Linked DNA regions of Homo sapiens: region 1 is linked to region 2. The links are chromatin loops, found by intact Hi-C in ENCODE. Cell type or tissue: sigmoid colon. All regions are shown on one strand. Links, peaks and the distances in the headings refer to the core of each region. The heading gives the core; the rest is flanking DNA. Region 1 overlaps CEP192 (centrosomal protein 192). Region 2 overlaps LDLRAD4 (low density lipoprotein receptor class A domain containing 4).

Region 1 (5,000 bases), core at 1-5,000, 520 kb after region 2:
TATCAGAAATAGACTCTGCCATCTGTAGCACTATTGTGATGAAATAGGTTTAGGTTCTTTCTCTGGAAAGAGTCAAATCTGAATTGGCCCACAAATTTTGGCAGAAATGCAATTCTTTAAAAAAAATCTGTGAAGGCAAATTAAGCAAAGAATATAACATCAAAAAAGAATTTGAAATGACAACGTATTCAATAATGAAAGTTGGAAAATGACTGTTTAACTGCAGGAAAGTTTTGACTGCCTCATACCTAGCCATAAAATGGAGAACAGTGACATAAAGCCATAATTTGACACGTTTATTTTAAATAATGATGCTTTATCAAAACTACAGATGAGGATGAGGTATAGGTAAATATTGTTTTTTTAAAGTTGGTACTAGACTCTTCAAGATAATTTTTTTAAATGAAACTTTGTTTAGAAGCTTTTAAAAATATTTTATTTATTTACTTATTTATTTTTGAGACAGAATTTCACTCTTGTTGCCCAGGCTGGAGTACAGTGGTGTGATCTCAGCTCACTACAACTGCCTCCCAGGTTCAAGGGATTCTCCTGCCTCAGTCTCCCAAGTAGCTGGGATTACAGGCGCCTGCCACCATGCGTGGCTAATTTTTGCAGTTTTAGTGGAGATGGGGTTTCATAATGTTGGCCAGGCTGGTCCAAACTCCTGACCTCACATGATCCGCCCACCTCGGCCTCCCAAAGTGCTGGGATTACAGGTGTGAGCCACCACACCCAGCCTAAAAAATATATTTTTTAAGGTAAGAAGAGCTCCTTGAAATAAAAATCTAAAGTCCCTCCAATTTGTGACAGATGTATGCCAGTTTGAACAGAAGTATTCCATTGATCCACTGCATGTTTAAAAATATACCCTGCAAAAAGCTGGTGAAGATGTGGGATGTGAACCAATCTGAGGAAGCAGAATGAATAATGCAGTTATGATAAAATTTGAGTTTAGATAATAACAGTGTTCAGGATAATTTATTCAGTATCTATTTGTACTCAGTTACTAAAAACAGTTACAACAATTAGAAATTTAAATGATCTTTTTCTGAATAAACTAATTGCCTCTGCAGTTGTGCTACCATGTATTTTAGTAGTTCCAACCTATTATTACGCACACTAGAGCATCACTAGTCTCAAATCAATTGGGGCAGCCTACAATAACTGGAGATCCACAGACTACTATGAGAGGAGAACTTGGAGAACAGAAGTTGGAAAACTTGGATTTGGCTGATTTTTAAACTTGGGCCTTTCTCTTCTATGTAGTTGTCATAGGGATTAAATGAAGACACACTGATAATAAAATGAGGTTCTATCAAAATCTGTAGAGTGAGTGTTGATGCATCCTGCCAGCCAAGGTCACCTACAGGGGAGATTTAATGATGATGATGATGATGATGTTAACACCTGACGCTTGCTATGTCTGGGCATTATTACCACGTCTCTTACATTCCTCACAATTCTATGCTGTCAGTAGCTAGCACTGGCATCTCCATTTTACAAATAAGGAAATTGAGGCCAAAGAGTTTATCAAGTTTATGATAATTTTTAGATGTATTCATTGTTGAATTTTCAGAACTAAAATCTATAGTTTGTGCCTTTAGGTCAGTCTCCTGGGAGGGAAAGGAAGGGTTTAGCCCTCAAGCATATTAAAACATTTTATAGTCCATAGGAGAAGGAAGAGGTGGTGTGAGAGATAAACGAATAAAAAGAAAGAGTAAGGTGGAAGGAACAGTCCTCAATCGAGCCATCTTTCCAGTATCCAGGGCTGTGAGCTTCAACTGTACAGCACCGCTGGTCTTAGTAAGTGCATAAATGGCAGGCCTAGAATGTTTGCAGAGTGGTCCAAATTTTCATAGAATAGAACACGTTTCTGGAATAGTCTCCTAATGCTAAAATGAGAGACTTTACAATAATTAAATGACTTAAAGATTCAAAGATGAAATTAAAATTATTCTTCAGCATTAAGCCCAACAGAACCCTAACTATTAAGTTCTAAATAACAGTGACAACCCAGTTCGAGGTTCAACCTAAATGTGCATCATATAGAAAAGAAAATTAGCAAGAGCGACAAGAAAATGAGGCCCTGATTAAGAACAGTAAGGAGTGTCTAAAGAATGGCAACTGGAAAACACCACAATAAAAGTTTTCCCAATTAACTCGGAAAGGTTTTTGTCCCAGTTAATGAAAATCTAAGTCCTTGACTCTCAGCATACCAGTGCAAATAACATTTGAAAGAGGAACTACTCTAAAAGTCAATCTTAAGATAATTACAGCTCTAAGATTTATGTGGCTGCAAATCCTGGGTGGGAGGAGTCACACCAGCCCAAATGCTGTGCACTGTGGCACCGCTGAGTGCACCACGGACGGTCAGGAGCTGTCCCCCTGCAGGCTCCTTTTCTCTGCTTCTACTTGCGGAGACTCTGCCTAATGCTGTTTGGTGCTGGTGAGGAATATGGAGGACCTGCAGCAGAGGAGACCTCACAAGCCCCAACTCCCAAGAGACGAAAGTCCTGCATCGCTGATGAGAACACTGTGATCTGCGATAAACTTACCTCAAAGAGTACTTGGAATGTTTGACATAGAATGGCTCTCTGGGACTCAAAAACTTCAGCTGGAATTTAATAGAAGACACTTTATAAAGTTATGAAAATTAGATCTTTTAGCATATATAAGCATACCAAGCATTTATTTATTACAGATACATTTTGTAAATTTAGGTATTGCCACAAAATTAGGTAGTACAATAAATGCTAATGTAATGAAAACATATTTAAGAAAATTTTAACATGAATTTAATCTAGTTTTAACTAAAGTAAAGGTTGTCCAGAAATATGTGTGTATAATAGTACAGAAGAAAAAGAAAAAGTTAAAAATTAAAATATAAAACAAATTTTTGATTTTCAAGTAAAGGGTTATAAACTTCCAGTGAGTTTATGTTCAAATAAAATACTAAGGAATTTCTGGGCGGATGGGGGCAGGGTCTTGCTCTGTCACCCTGGCTGAAGTGCAGTGGCACAATCATGGCTCACTGCAGCCTCAACCTCCCAGCCTAAAGCGATCCTCTCAGCTCAGCCCCCACAAGTAGCTGGAACTACAGGTACCTGCCACCATGCCCGGTTAATTTTTTTTTTTTTTTGGTAGAGATGGAGTCTCACTATATTGCCCAGGTTGGTCTCAAACTCCTGGGCTCAAACAATCCTCCTGCCTTGGCCTCCCAAAGTCCTGAATTACAGGTGTGAGTCACTGCACCTGGCCTTATATTGCATTTTTAAAAATTACTTCATTATGGCCGGGCGTGGTGGCACACGCCTGTAATCCCAGCACTTTGGGAGGCCGAGGCAGGCAGATCATGAGGTCAGGAAATCAAGACTATCCTGGCTAACACGGTGAAACCCCGTCTCTACTAAAAATACAAAAAATTAGCCAGGCGTGGTGGCGGGCACCTGTAGTCCCAGCTACTCAGGAGGCTGAGGCAGGAGAATGGCATGAACCCGGGAGGTGGAGCTTGCAGTGAGCCGAGATCGCACCACTGCACTTCAGCCTGGGCGACAGCGAGACTCCATCTCCAAAAAAAGAAAAATTACCTCATTCTTACAACTTAAATATAGTCTACAGAATCATCAGGAAAATGTTTGTTATCAGAGTTGAATGCATGTATTTTTCCAAAACCCATAGTAATATTTCCAACTTACTGAGTGTGTAATAAAAGAATTATTTCGCAGATTGACTTTAAGTGTCCGTGATTCCCCCACACTAGTCGGCCGGAACCTGTACACATCCTCTGGGGCATAAACTCCACGAGCAGTCACATCAAGCTGCCTGCTTTGGGAATAGGTGTAAAAGTTAAGAATCTGAAATCCACAGTAACTTAAACTGTTTTTATATATTAAAATTATGTAGTATTGCATTAATTTATGTTTTCCTGGTGATTTATTTTCAAATATAAGTTTTGTAATGACGACTTATCTAATTTATGTGAAGAGGATGACAGCAGGAATCCTCTCATAAAGGGTGCTGGATAGGCCTCACTCTCCTCACAGCCTGGGTCTCTACCTGCCAGAAGCCCAGTTTGTATGAAGGTGGCCCTTTACCTCAGTTCATTTCGCTTGGCCCCGTCACGCTGCAGTACCGACTGTACTTCACTATCACAGGGACACAGGCTGCTCCAAGTGCCTGATGCAGGTGTGGCCTCCAGGCAATGTTTGCTGGTGGTGGCACTGGCTCTTGCCTGGGCTTCCCAAACCCTGCACAGCTGCCTCCCCTTTCTCCGGCCACTCCCGGGTCTCTGCAGGCTCCCCTCCACCCCCAACTCTCTGCACATCTGACCTTCCCCTCACACCTAGCTCGGCACCCCCCAGCAGCCCTATCTATTCAGTCACTACACAATGGTCCCTCAGGATAGCTCAAACACCTTCAGTCTCCACAAATACAAAAATGAACTTGTGATTTTTGTCCTCAAACCTGATCCTCCACTTGTGTTTGCTGAATGGTATCTGGGAGCCGACCCTCTCACAGCCATCCCCTTTATCCAGTCCATTGCAGAGGCCCTCCTATCTCCAGTCTGCCTGTTCTCTTCCTATTCCTTGACACTATTTTACTCCTGGACTCCTTTAAAATAGCCCCTCCTCACCTCCTTCTTATCAGTCATACCACAGCTAGGGGATTGTCCTACACACGCATACCTGATCATGTCACTCCCTGGCTTCCCAGCTCTCCAGAAAAGCAAACACCTCCTAGGCCCAGCTCTGGCCTTGCCCCCCACCACTCCCCTTTCACACTGAACTTCTCCTGGGAACTTCTCCGACCCTCCTCACCTAGGCCGTTTCCACTCATCCTCCTCAACTTAAATGTCCCCTTTCAGGGAACTCCTTCCCAGGTTTCACAGACCAAGCTGCCTCTGTCACTTCTCCCAGTTTCTCGTTTGTTTCCCCGCAGCCCGTGTGGGCTCTGGGTTGGCGAGGCTGTGTCTCCAGAAGGGAGCTGTGGAGGCGCGGGGC
Region 2 (11,240 bases), core at 3,770-8,769:
CAGCCACAACCTTCAAAAGAGCTACTGATCTAAATCACCTTTTCCTTCTGCTGAAGGGAAATTGACCATCAATTCATGTTATGACCTTGGCTTTTAAACTAATTCATTACAGAGCCCCAGCCTCGAAGACCTTTCAAAGTCATGGTTTGATATGTATGAGTCTTTAAATAACTATTTAACAAAGGCAGTTCTCTAGGGTGGTTGAATGGGAGGAGCCTCTTTCTTGAAAGATGATTAAAGGTATCTGAATTATGTAATTATCTCGCCAATACTGTGGACATGTGCAACACATTCATATACTCACAGTTACTAAGGAATTCACAAGTCTCTGCTCTGAGCCCCTTCTTGAGGCAGGTAGAGAAGTAAGGACTGTGAAGCCATTTGAGAGCTAGAGCTGTGGGGTGCATCTCCTGCTTCACCAAAACTGCAGGTGAGAACTGAAATGATGGAATCACTCACCTCGCCTCCGCATCTGTGGGCACACCTGACCAAGAATCCACTGCAAGTCCCTGCCAGCAGGGCCCGATGGGAACACGGGCTCCTCATCTTTGCCTGACAGAGGAAGAGAGGCTAATCTGGAGAGCCAGTGAACCTTCAGGGTGTCTCCAGGGTTGGGGAGGGTCCTTCTGGCCCCAAGCCAATCTCTGCCCTGAGAGCTGGTGTCTCTCCAGCAGAGGCCTTCCAACTGTCACTGGAACAAGACTGAATCCAGTCTCAGAACCTCCACTGTGACTCTCAACTGTATATACTTCCACACAGGTTGTAAGCATGAGCTGACAACTGGTGCCTGTGTTTTTCCTCTCTCCTTTTAAGAGTTGGACTAGTTCTGTGGATGTTACTGTGTGCAAAGGATGAATGTAATGGAAATTCCAATCCTCAAAACAAACAAACAAAAACCAGTGACCTATCTACAGAGGTAAGAAGCAGAAGGGAACAGACTAGGATCAGACAACTCTTGGGGTTTGGAACAGTCTCTCCAGTTACAGCACAGAGCCACCGCACCGACGGATCACCTTCGAGACCCACAGACAGACACAAACACACACACGCGGATTTGGCTTTAAGGCTGCATAGGTGGGAGTCATGGAATCATCATTCCAGCTCATCTTGTTATGTGAAGAGGCCACAGAGGCCCACCCTCCACATGGCAGAGTGTACTGCAGATAAGCCCTTCTCCACGCGCAGTGTCTGCTAAACGTGTTGGCTGCTGCTCTTATAAAAGCCAGTGCTTACATCTGCAGAAGAAAGTTATTTTTTTCATTGTATATAAGAATGAATATTTGTAAATATCAGGAATATTAAAACTAACAATATTTAAAATTAGTTTTCTAGTTGCATTTTAACTGCATGTTGTGCTTTTTACCCGGTGCTCTTCAGTCACTTGCCCCCTCCACTGTTCTCTGACTGTCCAGTTCTTGCCTTCAGTACAAAAGCTGGCCTGGGGAAGGGTTTGGTAGAATCCTGCGGGAATTTGGGTAGGTTTTGAGCACTGCATTCCTTTAAGAATGCTATGCTAATACTAGTGACATACAATAACCCACAATGGCTTATTACCACGATCAGCAACATGGCATTCTTCCGTCATTATTTCTAGGGGCTTCCAAAGCATAAGAAACCACCACCCACACCACTCCCACACGAAGTTCTGTGTAGGCTGGATGTGGGGTGGCTGCTGGGAGCCTCCTGTGAACTGAGCAGCCCTGCAGAACTGAACTAAGCTGTCGAGGAAAGGGGGAGAGGCAATGGGAATATACTGAGGAGTCACATATTTCAACAGTATGCAGAATAACCACCTTGCATTTTAAACAATTTATTGCATAAAATAAGGTATGTATTTGAATATATTTCATGCTATAGTGAAAAAAATCTAAATTACTGAAGAAATTGCACTGCTGGAGGATGAGGGCAGCACTGCATGATACTGGATCCATAAATGCATGTGTTCATTTTCTCATAAACTATGCAGCCTAAGAGTAGCAGAGTAACTCAAAATAACAAGTCAGAAATGCTGGAACTTAATCTTCCCTATCTTATCTTCCATCCAAAAGTCTCCAAAAGCTTCAGCGATGCACTGCTATTTGATGCAAACTCCTGCAACAATAATGACTTTTTTGATTTACGTAAGTTGGTAAAATGTTAGGCTACGTCCCCAAATATCTTTTCTTGGATGCTTCTGGGGACCACTCCAGGATATTCCTTGGGCCTGATTACAATCCACAGGTGAAAAGACAACATACAGAACTTCACGTAAAACAGTTCCCTTGTAAATATTTTCAACATTAAGATAGTGCAACTTTTAAAACACATCATCACAACACAAAGGAGCTCCTTGCACTCATCTAACTTCTCCACTTTATACCTTGGCACACAACACAGGAATTTTGATTCATATTTTTAAAACAAAATAAAAGTTCCACACCTTAGGAGAAAAAGCGAACTGGCTGGTTCTTCCCCACAATAATATATAATAATGCTTCCTTCTTTATTCAGTTAATTATAAAACATGCCATTCTGGCCTCATTTATCTGCAAAGTCTCCTTTCACAATTAAATACATCAAATACCTCTGTGGGTTTTATTTCATGGTATCTTCAAAGCATCCCGTTCTCTGTTTTCCCCTGCCCACACCCCCATCCCAACCCCTGTCCCCAAATAAACACTGTTTGCGGTCAGACCAGATGGAAGTTTGTATCATTTCAGTCTAGTTTGCATGCAATTCCCCTAAAAGGAATCAGAAACAAAGACCGTGTTTGCTCATTTGGTTTTACTTATTTGTACCATGTGAAACTGAACAACACTGTGCGCAGGAGGGGCCCAGCGGCCGCTTCCCTTCTTGGTTTCTTTCTCCAGCTGAAGTGCACGTTGGAAGGAATCAGACCAGGTTCCCAGGCTTCCTATCTTTGCCTTTGATGGGTACTATTGTGCTCTCTGCATTGTTCTGCTGAAACTGCAGTCTGCTGCCCCTGTGTGCGTTGCTGCGCTGGTGATGGAGGAAAGAGGCGCCTGGGTGGTGGCCCATCACCTCGCTGTATGTGGGGGGTGGCCCCTCCATCCTCCCGTTACTGCTGCAGGTGCTTGCACTGATGCCCGAGTTGCTGCTGGGTGGGCATGGACCCCCGCTATACATAGCAATGTCTATTAAATCACTGTCAAATATGGTTCGGTTGGGTGGGGCCCTCACGGACTCTCGGTTGAGTTCCATCTGCTGTTCAGGGTCCCGGAGCTGCAGGGTGCAGGGCCCCTGGTAAGGAGGTGGCTCTTCACCGTCGGACAGGGAGATGGTGGGAGGAAGATCAATCTCGTGCTGCACATAGGGGTAGGTGGGCTGGAAGCGGCTGAAGCGATCCCTCTGGATGAAGGACGGCGCTGTGAACCTGTCCCTGGACCGCGGGGCATGCATGATCTGGAAGGAAAAGAGGAGAGGCTTGAAGACAGTTTGAGCGCAATGATGACCATAAATGTGTCAGAATCAAGGAAAGTTACGCTTGGTGTGTGTTCCTACCAGTTTGAACACCATCTCCCAGGAAAAAAAAAAAGAAAACAGGAAAATCCAATTCCAGAAAAAAAAGTGTACTTTTCTGATTCCTTATGACAGACCACTCACCTTGCCAAATCCCAGCGCATCCAGGAGGGCTGAGCAATGGAGAGCTGTGGGTAATGGAAAGCTTGGGCTCCTGGGAGTTTCTGTGCGTGCTACGTGTGCATTTTCCCCTTGGAAACAGAACACACTAGGAACTCCAAGAGTCACAGGGCGAAGAGCACTGCGGCCTGCACTTGGATCTGGTCACCAGTGACATCGTCCAGTCCTCGGCTTCTCTATAACTTACGAGGACAGGACAGGGCTGCCTGCTTTCTCAGGTCCCTGCCAGCTCTAGAACTTAGAACCTATGGTTCAGAAAAGTAAGGAGGGGCTCCGAGTTTTTATTTTTATTTAATTTTTTATCTTAATTTTTTTTTTTTTTGAGACAGGGTCTGGCTCTGTCACCTAGGCTGGAGTGCAGTGGCGCCATCTTGGCTTATTGCAACCTTAACCTTCTGGGCTCAAGTGATTCTCCCACCTCAACCTCCTGAGTAGCTGAGACTACAGGTGCACACCACCATGCCTAGCTTTTTTTTTTTTTTTTTTTTTGAGATGGGGTTTTGTCATGTTGCATAGGCTTGTCTTGAACTCCTGAGCTTAAGTGACCCACCCACCTCAGCTTCCTAAAGTGCTAGGATTACAGTCATGAGCTACTGCGCCGGCCAGAACTCTGAGTAAGCAGAAGTTATAACTTCACACAGTGGTACGTGGAGCAGATACAAAGCATTGGGTCGATTTATTAATTACTTAGAGAAGATCATTGCCAATTACTTTTTAACAAATTCCCCCCAAAATGACTGTTTTTTCTTTGTGGCTCCTAGACTTTTCCAGTTATCTGGAATCTGAATAAAAGTTTCCTGTAGTTATTTTTAGTCACTGACATGAAAAATATTTTTTACTCAAATAAATATGATTATAATAATTTATTTTTTCAAAATGAATCCAGGTAGTACATTTCTTACAAAATCTTCTCATTTGTTCTACCATCCCAGTTTCTTCTAGGAGACGGCTCTTTTATATACGTACATACACACACACACGCATATATGCATAGATGTGTATGTGTGTATACATATATGTGTATATACATGCATTTAATATACACACATATCTACACACGTACATACAGATATTGATTTCTCTCACACCAATATTTTTAACTTAAAGGCAAAAACATGTTATTTTAAAATCCACATTATTACACTTGGAGATGTGGGAATGAATCATGCTATGATATTTATAAACCATGCCCACTTGCCAAGGCACATTAGTAGAAGCTTACGGGATCATGTAAAGATAAGTGATTCTCAAATTGTTTTTGATAAGGAGCTTTAGACTAGCAGGAATAATCCCTGGAAGATTCTAGGGGAAGTCCCCTCCCGCTTTTGACCAAAGTTCTAGGCAATGCCTTCCTCCAAAAGTGTCAGCCCACGTGGTGAGGCCCCTCCCCTTCCACCCCACGTGGCAGGGACACGCCCCCTTCATCCCCACCCACCCCCCCCGCCCCCCGCAGCCATCACCTCCTGGGGCCCCTTACCTCCGAGGCGCCCAGCCGCGGTGCGGCGCTGTCTGAAGGCCACAGGCACCCTTCCTGGCGGAGGGGAAGGGGAGGAGAGTGGGGGGAACAAGAAACAGAGGAAAATCATTAGCCCCGCCGCACCTAAAAACATGAAGCACAACTTCTGGAAACGGGGATCTGCATAAAACGTGGAGCGAGGCCGGGCGCCATGGCTCAAGCCTGTAATCCCAGCACTTTGGGAGGCAGAGGCGGATGGATCACGAGGTCAGGAGTTCGAGACCAGCCTGGCCAACATGGTGAAACCCCGTCTCTACTAAAAATACAAACATTAGTTGGGCGTGGTGGCGGGTGCCTGTAATCCCAGCTACTCGGGAGGGTGAGGCAGGAGAATCGCTTAAACCTGGGACGCGGAGGTTGCAGTGAGCCGAGATCTTGCCACTGCACTCCAGCCTGGGCGACAGAGTGAGACTCCGTATCAAAAAAACAGAAGAAAAAAAAAAAACAAAAAATAGATAAACAAACAAACAAACAAACAAAAAACGTGGAGCGAGAAAGAGCCCGTCCCTTTTCAGACCTCTTGTCTACATGGAGGGCTGTGAACAAAAGGAAACATGGAAAAGTTGAACTCCTGGCCAGATTAGATTTGAAGTGGAATATGGCTCACTCTCTACACCTGTGTGCTTGAAATACATTCAAGATGACTGTCCAACCGCATTCAGTGGCCGCCCGATGAGGGCAGGCTGGGTTGAGGAAGCCCTGGCAGAGGTGGCCCGGGGCCCGCCCGTGCCCTGCCCGGCCTCCAGCAGAGGCGCAAGTCCGCGCTCGCAGGTGGACGGCCCTTTCCGAGCCTGGGCTCAGGATCCTCCAGCGAGTGTCTTCTCCAGTCCACCTATTCACAGGGCAGATGCAACTTCACATCTGGTGAGTTAGCATCCTTTTTCAAAAACGTTTGGCCAGATTGACAAGGTGACAGGCCAGCCACAGGCCTCAGTAAAGGTTCTTTCCAAGGCCCCACGCGTGCTGGGAAAAAAAGTACGCGTGGTACCCTTTTCAGCCCAGAGTGTGGCTGTCAGCAGGGTCCGCGGGGCTGTCGGCCGTCACGGGAGAGCGCGAACTCAGCGTGTAGGGGCCCGCGTTTGGGGAATTCTCGGAAACGGGCGGGCTGGGCCATCACTGAGCCTCCGACGGCCCCGGCGCCAGCAGCGAGGGACGGCGCGGAAGAAACACCGAGCCCCGCGTTTGTCCAACACGGCCCTTTCCTAAGATACTCGGGGACATCCTGGAATCAGTGGCAAACGTATACGGCGGTCCAGCTGCTCGGAGACGAAGGGTGGGCTCAGGGACCGCCTGTGACGGGAGGGAAGGGCCCGGCCTGGCAGGCACAGACGAGGGCGGGGGTCCGGCGCCAGCGGGGCGGAAGCGGGAAGGGGGCGGAGGCCCTCCCACCGCCCAGGGCCCAGGCTGGGCCCGCAGGGGCGCTCCTCGCTCCGGGAGCCCAGTCAGCCGTAGCCAGGAACGCCGCCAGGTCCATCTGCGGGGCACTCAGAGGGGCTGAGCGGTTCCTGAAAACGTAGTGACTGTCCCCAGTGGCCTTATTTCCCGAAAAACCAGCAAACCCGGCCAAGTGCCCACAGGAGCCGCCGTCCAGTCCGGCTGCGCCCCCGAGGCCCGGCCCTCGGCTGACCCAGCGCCCCGCTCCCCTTGCCGCACCCCACGCCGACTGGCGGCCCCGCCAGCCCGGACAGGAAACCGCCAGAGGCGCGCCTGCTGCTCCTCTGGGCCGCCGCCTCTCTCCCTCACCCCAGTCCTCGGGCCCCGCATTTCCCTCGCCCGCCACAGGCCCCGGCCTCCCTCCTGTTCTGCAGCACTGAGTGTCTGGGCAGAGGCCGCTGCCCTAGGCGGCACCTGCTGTGGCTTGCCTGAATGCAAGGACTATCTTAACCTATCTAATCAATCGATGGATCCATCTATCTCTGTCTAATCTGTTTCTCTCTATTCATTCATCCATCTAATCTATCCATCTATCCTTCTAATCTATCTCTATCCATTTGTCTCTGCCTATCCAACTTATCCATTCATCAAGCAATCTAGGCTATCTATCTAAATATCTGTATCTCTCTCTCTCTCTATTTACCTATCCATCCATCTAATCCATCTATTGAGATGGGGATCTCGCTATGCTGCCCAAGCTGATCTTGAACTCCTGGGCTCAAGTGATCCTGCCTCAGCCTGCTAAAGTGCTGAAATCACCATGCCCAGCTAAAGGACTCTCCTCCTCTCTGGGAAATTCACAGCACCCACAACTAAGAATTGTTGCTGTTGACATCTCATCAGACTTGTCTCATCTTTTCCTCTATATGTGTACTTTAAAAAACTACACACGTAATACATGTATACATTCTCCCTTGTACCACACACAACCAAAGCCATTTTAGAGTCCCAAATCCACCCGTATGCTGGTGCTGCACCTCTGCACTGTGTGTTTTTAATAATGCATTTCCCAGACCTACATGCGTGACACACATTGTTTAATTTGTTAAATAAGTAACTAAATTCTTTCTTAAGGCCTGTGAACCCAGGTGCCCCTCTTCTCCGTTCCCTCTCTCATTGGCCTTATCCGGCCTGTCGGCAGGTCTTCTAACGCATCCCACAGAGAGTTCCTGAGGCCAGGAAAGGGGTGCAGAGGGTAACGCAGGGCATGCCTGCAGCCCTGGGGTCTCCTCCCCGCCACACCACCTTCCTCAGCCTTGCTGCCCGGGCCAAGCCAGCCCTGGACCTTTCCCAGGCCAGCCCACCAGTGTAGGTCCCATCTGCTCCTGTTGCTCAAAACAAGGGCACAATTGTTACCTATTCATTTTGCTTGCTGGGGTGGAAAAAGGTGTTCTGCCCTGAGGTTCTCAAAGCCTGAGAACCAAGCCTGGAGCAGGAGAGTTGGCCACTGGTAGAGAGGAGTTCAGGCCATTCCTGCCTTGGGACATCTGCCAGACGGGATGGCCTGGAGATGGGAACTTTTCCTGCCTGGCTTTTGTTTTTTGCAGGAATGTAACAGCAAAATTAAAAATCTAAAATGGGAGGAAATGCATCTACAGTCCCATCATCCTAATACTTGAACGGATTTCATTTTTTTTTTTTTTTTTTGAGATGGAATCTCGCTCTGTTGCCCAGGCTGGAGTGCAGGGGCGGGATCTCGGCTCACTGCAAGCTCCGCCTCCCGGGTTCACGCCATTCTCCCGCCTCAGCCTACCGAGTAGATGGGACTACAGGCGCCCGCCACCACACCCAGCTAATTTTGTTTTTTTTGTACTGTTAGTAGAGACGCGGTTTCACCATATTAGCCAGGATCCTCTCGATCTCCTGACCTTGTGATTCACCCGCCTCGGCCTCCCAAAGTGCTGGGATTACAGGCGTGAGCCACCGCACCTTGCCAGTTTCTTTCTTTAAGTGCTTTTCTAATGCTTGTTCATTTGCATATATTAAATTTATACAGTTGTAACCATAATGTGGCCAGAGTTGTGTATTCTCTTCTTCACAGAGTATAACATAAGCACTTTCCTCTATCACCACCAGTTTTTTCCAGCTTTATTGAGGTATAATAATATAACAAAAATTATGACTACATAATAATTTATTTAACTATTTACTGACAATTGCCCCCTGCCCCAATTTATTTACTTTTATAGGAAACTTTTTTTCCCAGGCCTTTCACCCACACAGTACATGGGGACATTATAACTACAACATGCTGTGGTGGAAGAGCTTGAGGCCAAAACCCGAGAAGGCTGGCATTCCAGCTCTGTGCCCCAGGCTGCTACCCAGAAAACCCAGATGGGAAGACTGACCGGAGTTCTAGAAAGGCTGAATCCCAACCACCCCGTACCATTAGCTGATGCTCGCTCCACAGCCTTCTCTGGTCATTCCACCAAGGCTGTCACACGCTGATTGTTGGCAAGGTCACCGTCCTTAGCCCTTAAACCTCTCATGCTGCTGATGAAGCCTGCTGGCTCCTGCTCCATCTCTGTCAAACGAGGGTGTGACTCTGTGACTGGTGTCCTCCAAGGGGCTTGTGCCAACTGAGAGAGTGCAGATAGCTGAGTACAAAGATGTGTCTCCCTTGTCTAGGTTGGGGGTCTCTTCACTCACCCCACATGCTATGGAGAACATTTTCAGGGAGAAGGGGGCTCACTACACAGCTGGCTGCCGCTCAGATGGCAGCATTCCCGCATACTCATTATGGGGCCAATTTTAATCAACAATGAAGGCACTGATGTTCTTGGCTAATGCTTACATTGTTGTATCACTCAAAATAAGCTGTGAAATAAGATAATACTTAAAGTAGTTCACAGAATTTTAAGCAATAGGAACAAAACTTTGTTAATAACTTCATACAGGCTGAAATGCATTCCCTGTCTTGTAGGCTATTTCCTTGTAATAACAACCAAAAGGGAGGCAGCCATTCACCCAGCTGTTCATTAATGACCTCACTATACATGTACGGAATACTTCCTTGCAGCGGGTCTCAGTCCTCTTCCATTGCAACATGTGAGCAGATGTGCACATGTCCAACAGATACTGGTGCTGCATGTCCCCAAGGGCTGGGAGACAGGGGCTCTGCACAGTTCCCAGGGCTCATGGAGTCACTCTAAACCCAAGAAACTCAAGAAAGCATCCTGGAATGCCAGTGGGTTAGAGGGACATTACTCTAGGGATCACTTTGAATGAATTCTAGTTTACTTTTTAAGTTACGTTACTCTCAAATCACTCATGTTTGACCATTATAAGGACCAGTTCCTTGAGACCCACATCGCACTGAGCAGGACTTATCAGGGGCTGTTATACCTGCCCCAGGATGCTTACGAGAGGGCACCTGCTCTGGGGGCACACAGGTCTGGCAGCAGCTTTCAGAGGCCTCTTGTATGTGCACTGCCTTGCAAGCATGTTTTTATTCTCTTATTTTCTCCCTGGAACAAAGGCAGTAACAAAAAAGGTAACAAGAATTATCTGATGACAATTTAATATTATACAGATGGAGGCTACCACTATCAGCATAGGTATACATCTGTAAGGGTAAGAAGTCTCTGAGGTAGGTAGCCATTGCATAGGCTAGAATTCTGGCCATGCTTTTCATTTTTAAATTTAAAACATTTTCATTTATTATTTTTTAAGAGACAAAGTCTATGTTGCCCAGGCTGGAGAGCAGCACATTTTCATAAATGTGCTCATAGCATTGAACTCCTGGCCTCAAACACATCCTCCCACCTCAGCCTCCCGGATAGCTGGGACTACAGGTGTGTGCCACCGAGCTCAGCTTCTGCCACTTTCCAAACTGTGATCTCAGGCAGCTCATTTAGTTTCTCCCAGCCTCAGTTCCCTTATTTGTAAAAAGAGGTTGTCATGAGGCTCAAATACCATTTATGAGAATTCCTTAGCATAGTGCCTTAAATAAGCTTCAGCAAACAGGTAGCTCTTCTCATCACAGGTAATGGTTACTTGCTGTTGTTATGCACAGTTAAAGGGGGATAAATTTCCATTACCTCTCTCTCTCTTTTTTTTTTTTTTTTTGTTGTTGAGACGGAGTCTTGCTCTGTTGCCCAGGCTGGAGTGCAGTGGCATGATCTTGGCTCACTGCAACCTCCGCCTCCCGGGTTCAAGCGATTCTCCTGCCTCAGCCTCCTGAGTAGCTGGGACTACAGGCATGTGCCACCATGCCTGGCTAATTTTTGTATTTTTAGTAGAGACGGGGTTTCACCATGTTGGCCAGGTTTGTCTCGAACTCCTGACCTCAAGTGATCCACCCGCCTCGGCCTCCCAAAGTGCTAGGATTACAGGCCTGAGCCACCACGCCCAGCCTAATTTCCATTATCTCTTTTAAGATATTCCTTTAAAGACAACAAGTTCATTGACATTTCCTTATTTTTTTAAACAGTATTCCAAAGGTGGTGTTTTGAATGGAAAGGCTGAGGAATGGGGGCAGCTTAAGCAATGTTGTGTTAATTCCAGATTTCTTCAGGAGCTTTCTCTTAAGGTTGGGCGCTGCATTAACCAAGAGTCTCCTTACAGGCAAGTTCTTCTCTGGCTCTGGCTACTTGGTTTCAGAAGAACCCCAGGTGCTACACAGACCAATGGCCCGCCACTGCATAAAGAC

The links. Peaks named below come from ENCODE experiments on the same cell type or tissue, not always from the same donor. Only the 100,000 strongest peaks of a DNase experiment are listed, where the experiment ranks them.
Region 1: it touches region 2 in a loop (6-fold over the local background); 14 of 110 quality-filtered maps call a loop at or near these places.

Annotation. Positions count from the first base shown.
Region 1 is chr18:13,115,199-13,120,198 of GRCh38, reverse strand. It overlaps CEP192 (centrosomal protein 192), which reads right to left. Exons shown (of 45, transcript NM_032142.4): 43 at 3,696-3,822; 44 at 2,556-2,614. Among named protein-coding and RNA genes, the nearest start is that of LDLRAD4, 100 kb to the left of the region's middle. In sigmoid colon, for the core only: no CTCF peak of the experiment used is centred there; no DNase peak of the experiment used is centred there.
Region 2 is chr18:13,637,289-13,648,528 of GRCh38, reverse strand. It overlaps LDLRAD4 (low density lipoprotein receptor class A domain containing 4), which reads right to left. Exons shown (of 7, transcript NM_001378100.1): 6 at 5,117-5,170; 7 at 1-3,402. The coding sequence ends at 2,872. Among named protein-coding and RNA genes, the nearest start is that of MIR4526, 32 kb to the right of the region's middle. In sigmoid colon, for the core only: no CTCF peak of the experiment used is centred there; a DNase peak (open chromatin) is centred at 6,838; H3K4me3 peaks cover 1,105 bases.